Linked DNA regions of Homo sapiens: region 2 is linked to region 1. Evidence: read pairs that join two places in POLR2A ChIA-PET (ENCODE). Cell type or tissue: Caco-2. All regions are shown on one strand. Links, peaks and the distances in the headings refer to the core of each region. The heading gives the core; the rest is flanking DNA. Region 1 overlaps N4BP2L1 (NEDD4 binding protein 2 like 1). Region 2 overlaps FRY (FRY microtubule binding protein).

Evidence for each region. Peaks named below come from ENCODE experiments on the same cell type or tissue, not always from the same donor. Only the 100,000 strongest peaks of a DNase experiment are listed, where the experiment ranks them.
Region 2: POLR2A ChIA-PET joins it to region 1 with 5 read pairs; 2 of 35 experiments call an interaction of 5 or more read pairs at or near these places.

Annotation. Positions count from the first base shown.
Region 1 is chr13:32,407,318-32,415,586 of GRCh38, forward strand. It overlaps N4BP2L1 (NEDD4 binding protein 2 like 1), which reads right to left. Exons shown (of 5, transcript NM_052818.3): 2 at 328-455; 3 at 1-21. Among named protein-coding and RNA genes, the nearest start is that of N4BP2L1, 17 kb to the right of the region's middle. RefSeq lists an enhancer at 586-865. In Caco-2, for the core only: no CTCF peak of the experiment used is centred there; no DNase peak of the experiment used is centred there.
Region 2 is chr13:32,238,396-32,246,664 of GRCh38, forward strand. It overlaps FRY (FRY microtubule binding protein), which reads left to right. Exons shown (of 61, transcript NM_023037.3): 45 at 857-954; 46 at 1,316-1,486; 47 at 5,647-5,787. Among named protein-coding and RNA genes, the nearest start is that of ZAR1L, 73 kb to the right of the region's middle. In Caco-2, for the core only: no CTCF peak of the experiment used is centred there; a DNase peak (open chromatin) is centred at 4,416.

The DNA.
Region 1 (8,269 bases), core at 1,576-5,575:
CATTCCTCATTGCTTTTCTTGCTGCAACACAATGTTACATAACAGTGAACAACATGCAACAATCAGAGGGAAGGTGAGCGTAATCTCTATTCGTCATTTTTATTACAGGATGCCCTCATCTCCTCATCACACAACTTCAGAGCCCACTATCAATCAATAATTTTCTTTCTCTGGAATCTAAGGAGGTTATGCTCTGGTGTTCTGTTTTGGGGGAAAAATTGGCAGAACTTTCGGTTAAACTCCTTCCATAAAATTTATTCATTCTGCAGCAGCTACAATCTATGTGCACATCAGGGTTTCCCAGGAGTTTGGGAAGGAATTTGTCACCTCTTTTTTGGTTCCATTCATGAGCTTCCTCCAGGAAGTCAGGATTGAACTCATAGGCACCATCTTCCCTGAAGAAAAAATCATCCGTGCTGAAAATCAGGGCCCTGGGAAAGTCATGCTGCAATTGTCTGGAAAGTGGAGAAATGAGAGAGAGAGATGTTTTAAATATATGTATAGTCTCAGTAGAAATAATCTCCTTCCATCTCTAACATTTAGCAGTTTATAATTCTGAGACCACCAGGTTTGGAGTTGTTAAAATGCAGTTTCAAAAGAGAGATGTTTATTATGTCTAGAAGGCATCACTCCTTAGCAGGAGATGGGAGAGGGCTGAGAGGCAGCAGTGTGTGTTGCCAGTCCTTGAAACTAAGAGGCACAGTCACTGCCGCTGCCTTCTGTAGCGGCAAGAACTGACTCAAGAAGAAACTGAAGCTAAGTCGCAGGCCTGGTGACTGTCTTTCTTCCTGGGCACCAATCCCGGTGCCCATTCCTCTCCGAGGCACCAGTGCCCCTGCCCAAGACCTGCCCATGGGTGCCAGACCCCCATGCTGCAGCCCTTCCCTCGGCCCCCTAAACTCTGAGCTGGCCCATTTCCTTGGAGCTCTGTTCTCTGTAAGGACCCATCTGAGAAACTAATTCTAGTGAGAAATGTGGGGAAGTGATGCACGTGCTCTACTTTATCAGGTAACATATTTATGTTTTAATGATGACCCGAGCCAAATGGGAGAAAAGCACAACAGGAGAAGGAAAGCGACAGAGCCACTGTCCCCTACCTTCCTACCCTCCACCACTCTAAGTAGGAAATATCACAGCAAAAAGAAACACCACCATGGAGCTCCCCTTTAAAGCAAAACCAAAACAAAATGAATACGCTTATTCAGTTCTGCACAAAAGAACTTCAAAGAGAAGATGTTTCCACTTGAATCCTTGCTCGTACTATCTTTTGGCAGAAGGTGGATGTCATGCTCCGCAAGAACTGGAGACGTGTCTGAGCTTCCTTTCCGCATCTGTAAAAACTGAGGACAAACAAACCCAGCCAACAAACAGAAAATATGGTCACATGGCCATGCTCAGAATAAGAAGATATTTAAAAATCGGAGGAAAAAAGGTTGGAGAATGACAAGGGCAGGAAATGCAAAGAGAAAGCAAAGCTATTCAATGTCTTTTTTGCTGTTGGTCTTCTCCATGGAGCAGAAAGATCTTTAATCCAGGAAGAACAGAACAAACATGAGGCCTTGGGGCCACAGATGAGTAAGCACTTCAGGTGCCCCCACAGGCTTGGGAGCTTTTGTTTTCTCAACTGTAAAACACAGATAATTATCCCTACCTATTAAACAGAGCTTCTAATCAGACTGAAATGAGGCCAGTATGAAAAAACATTTTGTACCCAGTAAGGCACTTTACAAAAGTAAAATGGTGTTATAATAACAATGAGGCCAAATTGACCAACCCAGACTGTTTCTACGCCACAGTAATAAACACATCGGAGCGCGCATGTCAAGTAGTCCTTGAGATACTGCGGTGAATTAAGAGGGAGATGAAAGACAAAACTAAAGTAAAATGCTTCCATTTTCAAAAACGAGTGAATATACATTCCAGAAATGGTAACTAAATATCTGTCAAAATTCTTCAGAAGCTTGATAGCATTTAAAAAGAAGGCAGCATAGATCACTGAAATTCCAAACCAAATGCATTTTCTTTTTTAATGAACTAAACAGTGGCAAACCAGGAAATTCAGTGGACATACTATGTTTGTTTAAACAGGAATCTGACAGTCTCCCTTGGTAGCTTTGCGGGGAAATGCGGGCCAGTAGATAATACACTTTAATACCGAAAGAATATTAGTTAATTATCCAACCCATTAAACATTTATTGAGCACTTAACATGTGCCAAATGCCAGGTGAAGCGTTAAGGTACAGAAAGAAAGTAGCTGCTTTCAAGGAATTCATGGCCCAGCCAAAGGAGTCAGACCTGGCACAGCCAGCGCAGCGCACAGAGGAAAAAGCTGGCCCAGCAAAGCGCTGAGAGAAAGGGTCAGGAGCCGGGGAAAGTGATGCAAAGGAGTGATGCAAGTTTGACTTGGTCCCTGAGGGATGAGAAAACTGCTGCCTCTTGGGGGAGGGGCTGAGCACACGGGCAGGAAAGAGAGGAGGAAGCGAGTGCTGGAGGGCTTGTAGGGGAGAAGGGGCTGCAGGGAAAAGCAGAAAGACTCTAAGGGTTAAAAGACGCAAATCATCTTTGAAACACTGTTTTCAAATCTGACTGCCACACAATTTAAAGAGAAATTTGGCCAGCTTGAACGTGTCCAGAGAAGAGTGATCAAATACATACAAGGTCCAGAAACCATGTCAGAGGAGCAAAGATCATCGGAGACATGCGGAGTGTTTCAGGCAGAATAGAAAATAAAAGGGATAAGGTGGATAGTTCTCAGACGCTGGGAAGTCTATTGTGTGGGCGCGGGAATGAACTTCTTTTGTGTTGGCAATTTGGGCTGGGCTCAGGTGGGCCGATCTGCGGGCCTTGCCCGGGGTCCCTGCGGCAGCTGCGTCACCTGACTACGTGGGGCTGGGCGGAGTGCCCTAAGCAGGGTCCTTCACACGTCTGGTGGTGCTGGCTCTCACTCCGCAGGGCCTGTCATCCTTCTGAAAGAGCCTCACCCAGGTCTCTTCACAGACCGCGGTATTTAAAGAGAACAAGACAAGAAGCTGCTCACCAGCGCTCCAGCACATTCTTTTGGTCAAAGCGAGTCACTTTGCTGGCCCACATTGAAGGGCGAGGAAAGTAGACTTCTTGATGGAAGGAAGAGCAAAGAAAATGTGGCCACTTTAAATCTAGTACAGATAAAGCCAGTGACACGAAGGAAGGGATAAGTATAAAGAAGACTTGATGAACCAGTGCTCATAGTTTCCGTATGAATGTCTGTTATTCGACTTCTTTAAAGATACGCACATCGAAAGTCCAAACCTTAACCTCTGATGCAAACAATTATACAGACAGGACAAAAATCTAAGGGTAGCACTGATGCATTTTCAGGTATGTATATTTTATATTTGTGAACACTGTACAGTTTTAAAGTTATTTTCATCAATATTATTTAAATAATGAAAGTTGTGTTCAGAGATTAAATAATAGTGTATAATGTATTTCCCTTATCCTCTGTACACTAAGTTAAGCAACCATGGTAACTGAATCCAAGATTTTTTTTTTCTTTCAGGTCCCGATTTGATATCCCTTCTAAATCTGGTTTCATTTGTTCTCCTATTAAGTCTGCTACTTACAAGTTTTGTTTTGGTTTTTGAACATTTTCAGACTTGAATTTTTCTTTTCATATACATACCCTTATCTGCTCTTGTTTTCCTCTTTGTGGTTTATATTATTGATTGGAAGTTAATACTTTATAATATTTCCTTTAAAAAGACTTTAAGGCATGAGTATCCAATTCACTGTTTGTTTTGTTTTATTTGAATCCTATTTCCTTCTAGAAAACAAAAACAGCACATAACACTACTGCCCTTTTAATCACAAAATTTTACCTTAGAGTAAAAGCTAAATGGCTCAGGATCACTATGGGGCAAGAACACCATCCATCATTTCCTGAGACACATCTGACTGTGGCCTCCATACTCTTCCTAACAAACAGGCAGACAAAACTAAGGGTGTTTTTCACCTTTAAGGCCAAGGATTTTTTTTTTTTTTTTTTTGGCCTGTATGATCTTCCTGAATGACTTCAAAACTTGTTTTATCTCCACCTAAATGTTAAATTAGCACTAGCAGCCATAGTAGCATGTTGAATAGGCAGGACAATAAAAACTCTACTAGCTAAATAAAGAACTGATTAAATAGACAATCTTGAGATTCTCAAACTTAAGTGGAAGCAATAAATACCATTCCATCAGCTTCAGAAGTGATGAGGGTTAAGCCCCAGTTCTATCTTTATGGTGGTCAGGAGCCTCATGCATTAGGGAAATTGAGAGAATGAAAATAAAAGGGAAAAAATAGAAAGATAATTAATTCCATATAACCTTCACCTCCCACAACCCCCGCTCAAATTCATTTAAAATCACTATTATAAGAGAAACTCAGGGGCTAATCTTGATTTCACAACTTATTCTTTTGTGTAATTCTTTATTTAATAATAGAGAACCATAGAGATATATTTAGATATCTCTTCAGCCAGTCAGTCACTCACTGAGAAAGTCAGACATTGCATGTAATTTTAACTTGACGCCCAGTTTTTTACTAGGGAAATTTTCAAGCATGCAAAAGTAGATGGAATAATATACTCGATCCTCATATACACATGACCAGTTATCAACATATGGCCAGTCTTCTCTCATGTCCTTCCTATTTCATTGCATCAGTCACTCCATCAGTGTTTAGTCTCCCTGCTTGTCTCATCAGTGTTTTCCTCCAGTTGGTGTGCGTGCAACAGGGACCAAACAAGATCCCCACATTGTATTTGGTTGCCATGTCCCTTAAGTCTCATTTATCCTATAGTTTGCCCTCTCCTTTTTATTTCCACCTGAACTTCTCCCGCCACAACCTTTTAATTAGAAAATACACAAACCTATGGAAATGAGTTGAAAAACAGTATATTGAACGCTGCTTACCCTTCATCTATGGTCACCAGATGTTCACATTTTGCCTTAGTTTATGTCTCTCCTATATATATTTTTGGAGAACAATATGAAAGTAAATTGCAGGCCGGGCGCGGTGGCTCACATTTGTAATCCCAGCACTTTGGGAGGCCAAGACGGGCGGATCACTTGAGGTCAGGAGTTTGAGACCAGCCTGGCCAACACGGCAAAATCCCGTCTCTACTAAAAATAACAAACATTAGCCAGACTGGTGGTGCACACCTTTAATCCCAGCTACTCAGGAGGCTGAGGCATGAGAATCACTTGAACCCAGGAGGCAGAAATTGCAGTGAGCCAAGACCGTGCCACTACACTCCAGCTCCAGCCTAGGTGACAGAGCGAAACTCTGTCTCAACTGTCTCAAAAAAAAAAAAAAAAAAGATAAACTCCATACATCGCGATACTTTATTCCTAAATTCTTTATCAAGTATCTCTTAAGAATAAGAACAATTCCCTGCATAACCACAATACCATTATTGCATCTAAAAAATTAAGGCAGAGTGCCCTAAGCAAGGTCCTTCACACATCTGGTGGGGCTGGCTCTCACTCCGCAGGGCCTGTCATCCTGAAAGAGCCTGAAAGAGTGATTAATTCATAAGAGCTAATGTTAGGTTTTTATTTTATTTTATTTTTATGCATTTATGTACTTATGTGTTTATTTAGAGATGGAGTCCCACTCTGTCGCCCAGGCTGGAGTGCAGTGGCACGATCTCGGCTCACTGCAACCTCCACCTCCCGGGTTCAATCAATTCTCTTGCCTCAGCCTCCCAAGAAGCTGGGATTATAGGCGCCCACCACCATGCCCAGCTAATTTTTTTGTATTTTTAGTAGAGATGGGGTTTTGCCACGTTGGTCAGGCTGGTCTCCAATTCCTGACCTCAGGTGATCCACCTGCCTCGGCCTCCCAAAATGCTGGGATTACAGGCATGAGCCACCTCTCCTGGCCTAATGTTAGGTTTTTAAATTTAAATTTTTAAAAATTCCCCAATGGTCTCAAGAATATTTTTCATAAGCTTCAAGTACTGCACTTGGTTATTATGTCTGGTTAACGTCTTTGAATCTAGAACTGTCCTCATGCTGTTTTGGTTTCTCTAGTTGGTATGAGAATGTTCTGCATTCTGGGTTTGTGTGGTTGTTTCCTAGTGATTAAACCCAGATTAAATGTTTTTTAAAAGCAAAGTACAGAGGTGATGTTTGTGTACTTCTGATTGCACATAATGACAGTCTGTCCCACCATGCTAAATTCAATGCTAAGTTCGATCACTTGGCTAAAGGGTGGTGTTAGCCAGACCTCTCCACTGGAAAGGTATCTTGCTTCCTTTGTAATATTAACTAATATGGGGGACAAAACTGTGAGCCCATGTACCGATCCAATTCTCCAACATTTCCCTCAGCAATCTTTACATCTATTTCTCTGATCACAAAACAAAAAAAGTGCAAAAAAGGAGTGAGGTTCCTATATTCCCCCATCTACAAATAATTATTAACATTTTGGTCTTCTTTCCAGGACTGGAAATATATATATAATTTCTTTTCATTTTATCTCTTGTTACATGAAGAGGAACATCATGTAGAGTACACCAAGTTTGCACCAAGCTTTTTTTTTTTTTTTTTTTTTTTGAGACAGAGTCTCACTCTGTCACCCAGGCTGGAGTGCAGTGGCGCGATCTCAGCTCACTCCAGCCTCCAGCTCCTGGGTTCAAGCGATTCTCCTGCCTCAGCCTCCTGAGTAGTTGGGATTACAGGCATGTGCCACCATGCCCAGCTAATTTTTGTATTTTTAGTAGCAACGAGGTTTCACCATGTTGGCCAGGCTGGTCTTGAACTCCAGACCTCAGGTGATCCACCCGCCTAGGCCTCTCAAAGTGCTGGGATTACAGGCGTGAGCCACTGTGCCCGGCCTAACCAAGCATTTTTTCATAGCAAATTATTTCCCACCTTATAAAATATTCTTCTATGACATGATTTTTAATGATATGGCATACTTATTCCTATGGATGTGCCATAACATAATGCTTAACTAATAATTTAATGCTTAACCAATGGTCTATGGTTAGGCATTTAGTTTGTCCCTACTTCTTTAATTATCAGCAATATTAGTTTGTGTGTGTGTGCTGATCATTTAGAGATATTCTTTGGTGAACTGCACTTTCACGTCCTTTGGTGAATAAAGCCTCCTTATTAGGAGGTTTATCTTTCTTATTGAATGTCAATTTTTTATTATGTACAGCAATTGCTTTTTAATTTTGTTTGTAATAATCTCTAAAAGTCTAAATTTTAGCGGGGTGCAGTGGCTTTCTTTTCTTCTTGTTTGTGATTCCTCTCATGGTTGGCTAAGATTGGTTGTTCCAATAAATTCTATTATTTTTTTAAAAGAGTACTAAGCAGTGAACAAAGAGCTTGGCATATATTCTGTCCCTTTAACCTTTATAACAATTTTATGAAGTAAATCATTTACTTTTACTTGGTTTACAAATAAAGAAACTAGGGCTTCAAGAGCTTAAAAACTGGCTTGGGTTTCTACCGTTTGCATGTGGGGCTGCCAGAACCTTACCTCAGGTCTATTCACTCAGGGCACATGGGTATTACAGACTCTGTGAGCTCTTGCAGATCTGAGAAAGCCTTTCTGTTGTCTTCGTATGAAAGACAACAGGCTAGATGAGAATTACTGAACTACAATCTTTTCCCCACAGGCATTAATATTTTAAATTTAGGTTTCAGTTCAAAGTGGGTTCACATGCATTGAACAGAAACCCCAGTTAGTGGATTTCTAACAGTGGTGGCTTCAATAAAATTAAAATGTCTATATCTTGTGTGTAAAAAGACAGAGGTAGAATCCAGAGCTGGTGTCACAACTCCATGATCAACATGGACCCAGGAGTCTAGCATCTTTTTTAGCAAGAGGCTTCCATTCTTCAGAGGGCCTCCTAGTGGCCACTGCAGGGCCAGGCTGCACCTCCATGTTCCACACAGCCAAAGAGGCAAGGGGGCCCTGAAAACTAGTTTTATAGTTGGGCACACTGCCACACCCAACAAAGTGTGCTTGCTAAAGAAGAAAGGGTAGTTAACTAACAGCTTTTGCAACAGTCTTTCCAGGATATATCTAGATATTTAATTTATTTTTTTAATCACTTCTGAGCCTTCAAGTCAAATATGTTCTATGATATCTTTATTTGTTGCTTTGGTTGTATTTACTCTGGTTATTTTTGGCTATATTTATTTTCACATTTGTCTTCTACATTATTGTTTGATTTTCTGCATTGTGACTCTGCTTATCTCTAATATACTTTAAAATTCTAACACTTAC
Region 2 (8,269 bases), core at 2,191-6,190, 170 kb before region 1:
TTAACCCAAATCAACAAACCAGATTTTTCATTTATGTCTTTTTGTTTTGTTTTGTTTTGTTTTGTTTTTGTTTTTTGAGACAGAGTCTTGCTCTGTCGCCAGGCTGGAGTTCAGTGGCGTGATCTCGGCTCACTGCAACCTCTCCTCCCAGGTTCAAGCAATTCTCCTGCCTCAGCCTCCGGAGTAGCTGGGATTACAGGTGTACGCCACCACGCCCAGCTAAGTTTTGTATTTTTAGTAGAGACGGGGTTTCACCATGTCGGCCAGGATGGTCTCGATATCTTGACCTTGTGATCCACCCGCCTCAGACTCTCAAAGTCCTTGGATTACAGGTGTGAGCCACCATGCCCAGCCAACAAACCAGATTTTTAATGCCATGGCATGTGACCCAGAATTCATTTCATGAAGCTATCGCTTAACAGAGAGGGACTAAGCCATTCCTTATTTTAAAGAGTCTTTTCAATTACATGACTAAGACTTAAATTGGTTGGCCTATGTCCTCTCACACCAGTTTTTCTTAAAATATGTTTTTTTGATAAAAATTTCAAACTAGTACTCAGTTTGGCTCAGTTCAATCTGCGCCAAAAACATCTGGGCCAGCCATCCTTATTCACAATAGTCCAGTGCAAGATAATCACTGCATCTTAAAATCGCAGATCTACTTTACTGTCTTCTTTGTAACTGGTGCAATTGTGGTTGTGCATTTTTCATAGATTTTGTGTTAGATCATGTTTAAGCTGATTCAAAAAACTGCTTTTGCATCACCTCAGTATAAAAATCTGTAACATGCCTTCCCACTGTTAACAGCTAAAATATACCATATTCAGCTATCTCCATTGTATCTTCTCTAATCCAGGGTTTCCACTGAATGTCTTGTGTCTCCTGCCTCAGCTGATTCAGCATTTTGAAAATCCCAATCAGTTCTGTAAGGATATAGCCGAAAGGATTGCTCAGGTATGAGTTACAGTTCCACACTCAGGCAGATCCATAGAGGCCTTCAGGACGCCCTAGTGTCAGGCAAATTACAAGGCCCAGAGATGGCAGTGATTTTCTCAAAAACTGGAAATAATAACTAATATCACAGTAATGGAAATATAGGGGTGGCTGATGCAAATTGTCTTGCTTGCTTTCATTCTTGAGAATGCAGGTGGGAAGAATTTGTGAAAATTATATTAGCCAAGCTAAGTATTTCCTGTAATTACCAAAAAGTGTATCAATCTACTTTCCAGATGGCCAGAGCTTATAGTAAAATTGCTAACATTTCTTCCTATTCATTGGGCTATTTTATTCCTAATTGATTTTTTTATTTTAAAAGGTTTGTTTAGAAGAGAAGAACCCCAAACTTTCAAATCTTGCACATGTCATGACTCTTTATAAAACGCACAGCTACACGAGGGACTGTGCCACGTGGGTCAATGTGGTCTGTCGATACCTTCATGAAGCATATGCTGACATTACCTTGAATATGGTTACCTACCTGGCAGAGGTAAGCTTTTTTTTTTTGTTTTTTGAGACAGGGTCTCATTATGTTGCCCAGGCTGATCTCAACTCTTGGGCTCAAGCAGTCCTCCTGCCTTCGCCTCCCAGAGTGCTAGGATTACAGGCGTGGGCCACCATTCCCTGCCAGAGGTAAGCTTTGAAATGAAGGATAAAATCTATTATAGCTTCCAAGGGTAAATTATTTGCATAAAATTGATAATACACTCAGTATACTCTTAACTTCCATATAGTGTGTGCCTATTAAATATTATAATACATGCTAATGGAATCATTTTAAAATCTCACAACAGCACAGTGATGTAGATAATATCATACAGATCTGAGGCTCAGCCAGGTTAAATAATTTTTCACAAGTTTAAAGCAGCAGAGTCAGCCTTTAAACCTAGATATAGCTGCCTCCAAAGCTTAAACTCCTTCTGTTTATTATGGTAACACCTGTCAGTACACGGCACAGATCAGAAATTTTTATCCTAATTACGCTGGGTGTTCAAATCTTATTTAAGGAGTTACCTTGTGGCTTGATATGTTTAATGGTTGTTTGATCTAATTATCAAAGCATACATTCTGAAATAAACTTTATTCTCGCCTTTTATGTTTGTTTTTAAAACTGGAATGGTACTTTGTCATCATACCAACGTGTTTCTAGTATATTCATTACAAACCCTACACTGACCTCTGTGTACGTTGGTGCTAGAAATACATAGAATATTGTTGGGCAAGAGATGAAATGTATTCCGTTTAGCATCTTCAGTCTCCAACAAGTTTATTACACAAGGTCATGAAATCTATAAGGCAAATGACTGGTAATCGCTACGTTGTTTTAGCATTTTCAGTGTTGCTTTTTCCTTTGTGATACGCATTCATAGCTATCACTAGCACCTTTCAGAAGAGATGAGGACAATCTATCCTAGTTTTTCTTTTATTTATATCATCAATCCAGATGCCAGATAGGTTAAAAATCAGCCATTTTCTCAAAGGCTCCACAAGCCTGAAAGCATCTACCTAGCAGAGGAGAGATGCCCCATCCATCAACATTTATAGTTGATCGTGCAGGATTTTGACTTGCAATACAGATCAGTAATGTGTGACCTGTGTTCAGACTGTCAGCAGCCCAGGATTCACTTGCTATTTCCACATCCACATCTCTGACATTTTAAGGAACCTCTCATAAGTACCACCTTGCTGGTTTTAATAGTCATCTGGTCATACCTGTCCCTGCAAGAGTTAACTAAGCAAGCACACACACACCTCAGCACAGAAGTAGTACTGAGAGAACTGATTTGTTCTGCTTGCAAAGGCAGACCTTGCCTCCTTTAAAATAAGGTGAAGTGTAGATAGCAAGGAGGTAACATTTGTCTGGCTCAGTAACCATAAGAAGTTTCAAAAATGCAAATTGTACGTAGCATATATATACAAGGGAGTATTATTCAGGAAGAAATTCTGATGTGTGCTTCCACGTGGGTGAACCTTGAAGACATTATGCTAAGTGAAATAGGCCAGAGGACAAAAGGACAAATATGACAAGATTCTGCTTATATGAGGTACAGAGATTAAGCACATTTATAGAGAAAATGTAGAATAGTAGTTACCAGGAACTCAGGGCAGTTCGTAGTGGAGAATTATTATTTTGTGGGTACAGAATTTCAGTTTGGGATGATGAACAAGTTCTGGAGGTAGATAGTGGTGATAGTTGCATAATAATGTGAATGTACTTGAGAAAACAGGTGGAAAGAATTTGTGAAGATTTTATTAGCCAAGCTAAGTACTTCTGTAACAACCAAAAAGTGTATCAGTGTACTCTGGCAGTCTGGAAAGTAGATTGATACACTTTTTAAAAAAATGGTTAAAAAGGTAAATTTTATGTTATGTGTTTTTTACTACCCATAAAAAAATTGGTTATCTAATTTGTTCTGTTCAGCCCTTATCACAAAATTGTCACCAAAAAATTTATTATGAACTTAACCAAGGTCCCACTGTATATAATATATATTAACTTCTGTTTCAATTACACATTCTTTCAGGTCTTGGCTATGCACATACATATAATTTTGTGTCACTGTGGTATTCCCTGGAACCTTCTTTGCTCACTTATTATTAACTGTGTGTGTATATTTCTATGTGTTGGGGTAGCGCACAGAGTGCTGTTTTAAATAACTCTGGAAGTCTATCAGGTTAAGGTAACACAGTTTGCTTAACCATCTCCCTTTTGTTGCTAATGTTCATAATTTTTTCCATTACAAATGGTCTTGTTATGTAGATCTTTATCAAATGATATTTGAAATTTGATCAAGTAATAATAGATTTTATCAAAATCCTTTTATCACATAATATCAAATGACTCTACATTTCCTGAAGTCGAATTATTCAGTCCTGTGGCATGGATTGTGGGTATGTTATTTAGTTCTTCAACATATTCGAGAAGTTGGTCTTCATAAAGATCCCCCCATTTGTAATACTATAAACAGTGTATAAATATTCTTGTTTTCCTGTATCCCCACTAAATTTTGTCATTCCATTTATTTTTTAATTTAACACTTTTTATTAATAATTTTGAACTATTTTATGTATTTTCTTTCTAGTAAAGATATTCATTTTTCCACATTATAGATTTACATAATTATTTACTCATGTTTTTTGTTTTGTTTTGTTTTGTTTTGAGACAGAGTCTTGCTCTTGTCACCTAGGCTGGAGTGCAGCAACATGACGTTGGCTCACTGCAACTTCCACTTCCTGGGTTCACACAGTTCTCCTGCCTCACCCTCCCGAGTAGCTGGGATTACAGGCACCCACCACTACGCCCAGCTAATTTTTGTATTTTTAGTAGAGACTGGGTTTCACTATGTTGGTCAGGCTGGTCTTGTACTCCTGACCTCAGGTGATCCACCCACCTCAGCCTCCCAAAGTGCTGGGATTACAGGCATGAGCCACCGCGCCCTGCTCTTTCCTCATGTTTTAACCACTCCGTAAATATTGTGTAATTTCAACATTTAGTTGGATCATCTCTATCAACTTTTTATCTTAAACAGTAAACTTTTATCATGATGTCTGTCACATATATGTTTTCCTTATTTTGCTTTCCTTTTGGTCAATATCATTGATTTTTTATGATTATAAAAGCAGTATATATTCATAACAAAATTTGGAAGTTGCAGGAAAGTTTTTAAAAAGAAAAGAAAAATTACCCAGAATTGTAGAGAAACAATACTAACATTTTAAAATTTATTTCCAATGTTATTTCTATGTAACACACACATTCATGTCAATATTGGCATCATCTATTAAAAAGACAATTGTGTATCCTTCATTTCCCACTTAATATTATCTGATATCCTCCACTGCCTTTAAAAATGTCATTCTATTAACTGCATGACGTTTCATTATACAGTTTGCTGTTAACTTATATATCCATTTCCCTAGCGTTCAATACTTGAATTGCTTACAAAGCTTTCTTGTTTTGTGTATGTTTTTTGCCATTATAAATAATGCTATGGTGAAATCTTATACATAAATCTTAATGTCTATCTCTGGTTTGAGAAACATTCCTAAAAGTATAATTACTGTGTCAAAAGATTATGGACCTCTTCATTGCTCTTGATCTTATTTGCCAAACTATCCAATTTACATTTCCACTGATATGTAAGAATACTCATTTCTTTATCTCCCCATCAATACTGAGTATTATCAATTTCTAATCTTTGCCAGTTTGATAACTGACAGATTTTATCTTTTGTTTGAATTTGTAATTTTTGATAATTGGTGTCTGATGCTTTCCTTTTAGGTGTTTTTAAATATTTCCTCATGTGAATTTTATACTTACATATTTACACCTCCACACATGATATAGTCTATTTTGATAATATCTTCAGTTCTTCATAGTTAGGATTTTATTTCCCCTCCTAAGGAAATGTGCAATCAAGCCAGGCATGGTAGCTCTTGCCTATAATCCCAGATACTTTCGAGCTGAGGCAGGAGGATCTCTTGAGGCCAGGAGTTCGAGACTAGGCTGGGCAACATAGCAAGACCCCATCTCCTAAAAAAATAAAAAATAAAAAGGAAATGTGCAATCCTAAATGTGTTGGAAAACACGGGTCCTTCCATACGGAGATCTGGTGTGTGACTGACTCCAGCCGCACTTTGCCCCCACAGCTGCTGGAGAAGGGCCTCCCTAGTGTGCAGCAGCCCCTGCTCCAGGTGATCTACAGTCTTCTCAGCTACATGGACCTTTCTGTCGTTCCTGTCAAACAGTTCAATGTGGAAGTTCTGAAGACAATTGAAAAATATGTGCAAGTGAGTACTTGGATAACTTCACTAAGCAACCAGTCGTTCTAAAAAGATGGAGGCTTTTCCTGTAGCTTGGCTACAAAACCATCTGGGTGCCAGGCCACTCATTCATTCCTTGACATCCATGGCACAGCCAGGGCAGTTAAGAGTGGGAGTTGGCCACACCCTGAGTAGTATTCTGAAGAGAATGAGAGCACAAGACCCCGGCACACTCCGGTGCCTTTAAAAGGCACATTTCCGCCTCTTGGGGCCACAGGCTGAGTATTGAAAGCACACGCCTGACTTGGAGGGCAGAGGCAGAGTCTTGGTTTTTTTATCCCGTTTCAGAGAAGGAGAGGGGACAAGGAACTGTAGGAACTTTCACATGTGCCGGGTTCTAGGCCCGGTGTTTCAACATGTGAAGGATTATTCAAAGGCTAAAACTGTCACTTTAGAGTTGAAGAGTGGTTAAGAAACTTGCAGAAATATACTTGAAAATACTGCAACAAACAAACAAAAAACATTTGTTTGAGGGGATAAATAAAACAAGATGACAAAATGTGAATAGTTGATGAATAGTACAAAGGGATTCATTAGACTAGTCTCTCGGTTTCTGTGTATATTTTAATATTTCCATAATAAACAGTCTTTATGTATATTTTTAAAACCAAGAGACTGGCTCCAAGATTTCAGTTAGTAAAGGCTGGAGCTGGTATTTGGATCCAAAGCCAGTGTCTTTGTTTTATTGTACCAGGCAGCCTCCCTGGCAGGATACTTGGACATCTCCAAACAGCTACAGATTGATTTTTTTTTTCAAAACTGAGTCTCGCTCTGTCCAGGCTGGAGTGCAGTGGCACAATCTCGGCTCACTGCAACCTCCACCTCCCGGGTTCAAGCGATCCTTCTGCCTCAACCTCCCAAGTAGCTGGGACTACAGGCGTGTGCCACCACGCCCGGCTAATTTTTGTATTTTTAGTAGAGACAGGGTTTCACCATATTGGCCAGGCTGGTCTCGAACTCCTGACCTCGTGATCCACCGCCTCGGCCTCCCAAAGTGCTGGGATTACAGGCATGAGCCACCACGTCCAGCCCAGATTGATTCTTAAAGCCGTACTCTGAGAAGACCAGAAACACAATTTATTTTAATGAAAATAAAAATAAATATCAAGGCCAGGTGCAGTGGCTTATCCTGTAATCCCAGCACTTTGGGAGGCTGAGGCAAGAGGATCGCTTGAGGCCAGGAGTTCAAGACCAGCCTGGGCAACAAAGTGACACCCCATCTCTACAAAAATAAAAAAAATTTTAAAAATCAGCAAGGTGTGGTGGTGCACACCTATAGTCCCAGCTACTTAGGAGGCTGGGGAGAGAGTTTCCCTTGAGCCCAGGAGGTTGAGGTTACAGTGAACTGTGATCACACCACTGCACTCCAACCCGGCCAACAGTGATAAATAGGAAGATAGGAATATAGATAGATGGAAAGATAGCTCAAACACACCAGGACGAGTTTCTAGAGCCTGGAAGTTAATCTAAAACACATGACCACAGACTAAAGCAGGGAGGCTCCAGGCCATGGGAGTAGTGCAGGGCCACGATGGGGTTAAGTAGAGAGCGCCTAGCTCAAGAGCATAGACATCCTTTTCTCTATATTGTATTTGTCTATTTCTTCTCTGGAATGTACTTTGTAACTTGTAGGATTCAAGGGCAAATGCTAGGTTCTCTCTGGAAGCTCATTGATGAAGATATACCGTATAAATTTTAGACATTCCTTTCCATCTTTACTTCACCAAATTACTTACAGAAATTATTTGATGCTGAAAGTGACTTCCAAGCATTTTTCAAGTGGCGTTGCTGCATCATACTTACACCACATAGGGTAGGCAGTCAGTTAACAGTTTCTCACTTCACTCACAGGAGACAGGTGGTCAGTTGACACCTTTCTACGAATGTGTGCCCCATTTTGTTGTTTAATGAGGCTGTCCATTTTGTCTTAGGCCTGCGGGCGACGTCTGATACTTTTTATCTTAACTCAAATAGTAGCTTATTTCACATTTAAACCATGGCTTCCCTTGCGCAGAATTTAATAGATGTTTTATTTCATGTGCTTTGACTGCAAAGTCCAGGCAAAAAATAATAATAACAACTTTCATCAAATTTGTTTATCTGTGTTTCTAATATTTTTATGGGAGCGGCACACAGTCTGATTGGAGGTTGTCAGAGAAACGAAGATGGTAAAACTGAGTCTTAAATGAAGAGTAGGAATTTGACATGCCAATAAGGAGGGGAAATGTATTCAAGGATGAGGGCATAGCATGAGTAAAGGCACAGAGGCTGAGAGGGCTTGCCAAGTTTGGGGAACTCCAGCAGCAGCCTGGGGGAGATGACCCTTGCAGGCCATGCTCAAAGAGTGTGGACTCCACCCTGTCCACCAGAGGGAGTCTGTGAAGGAGTTTAGTCAGGGAAGTGGCTTGGTCTGAAGAGTTCTAGGAAGATCACTCTAGCTGGATCTGAT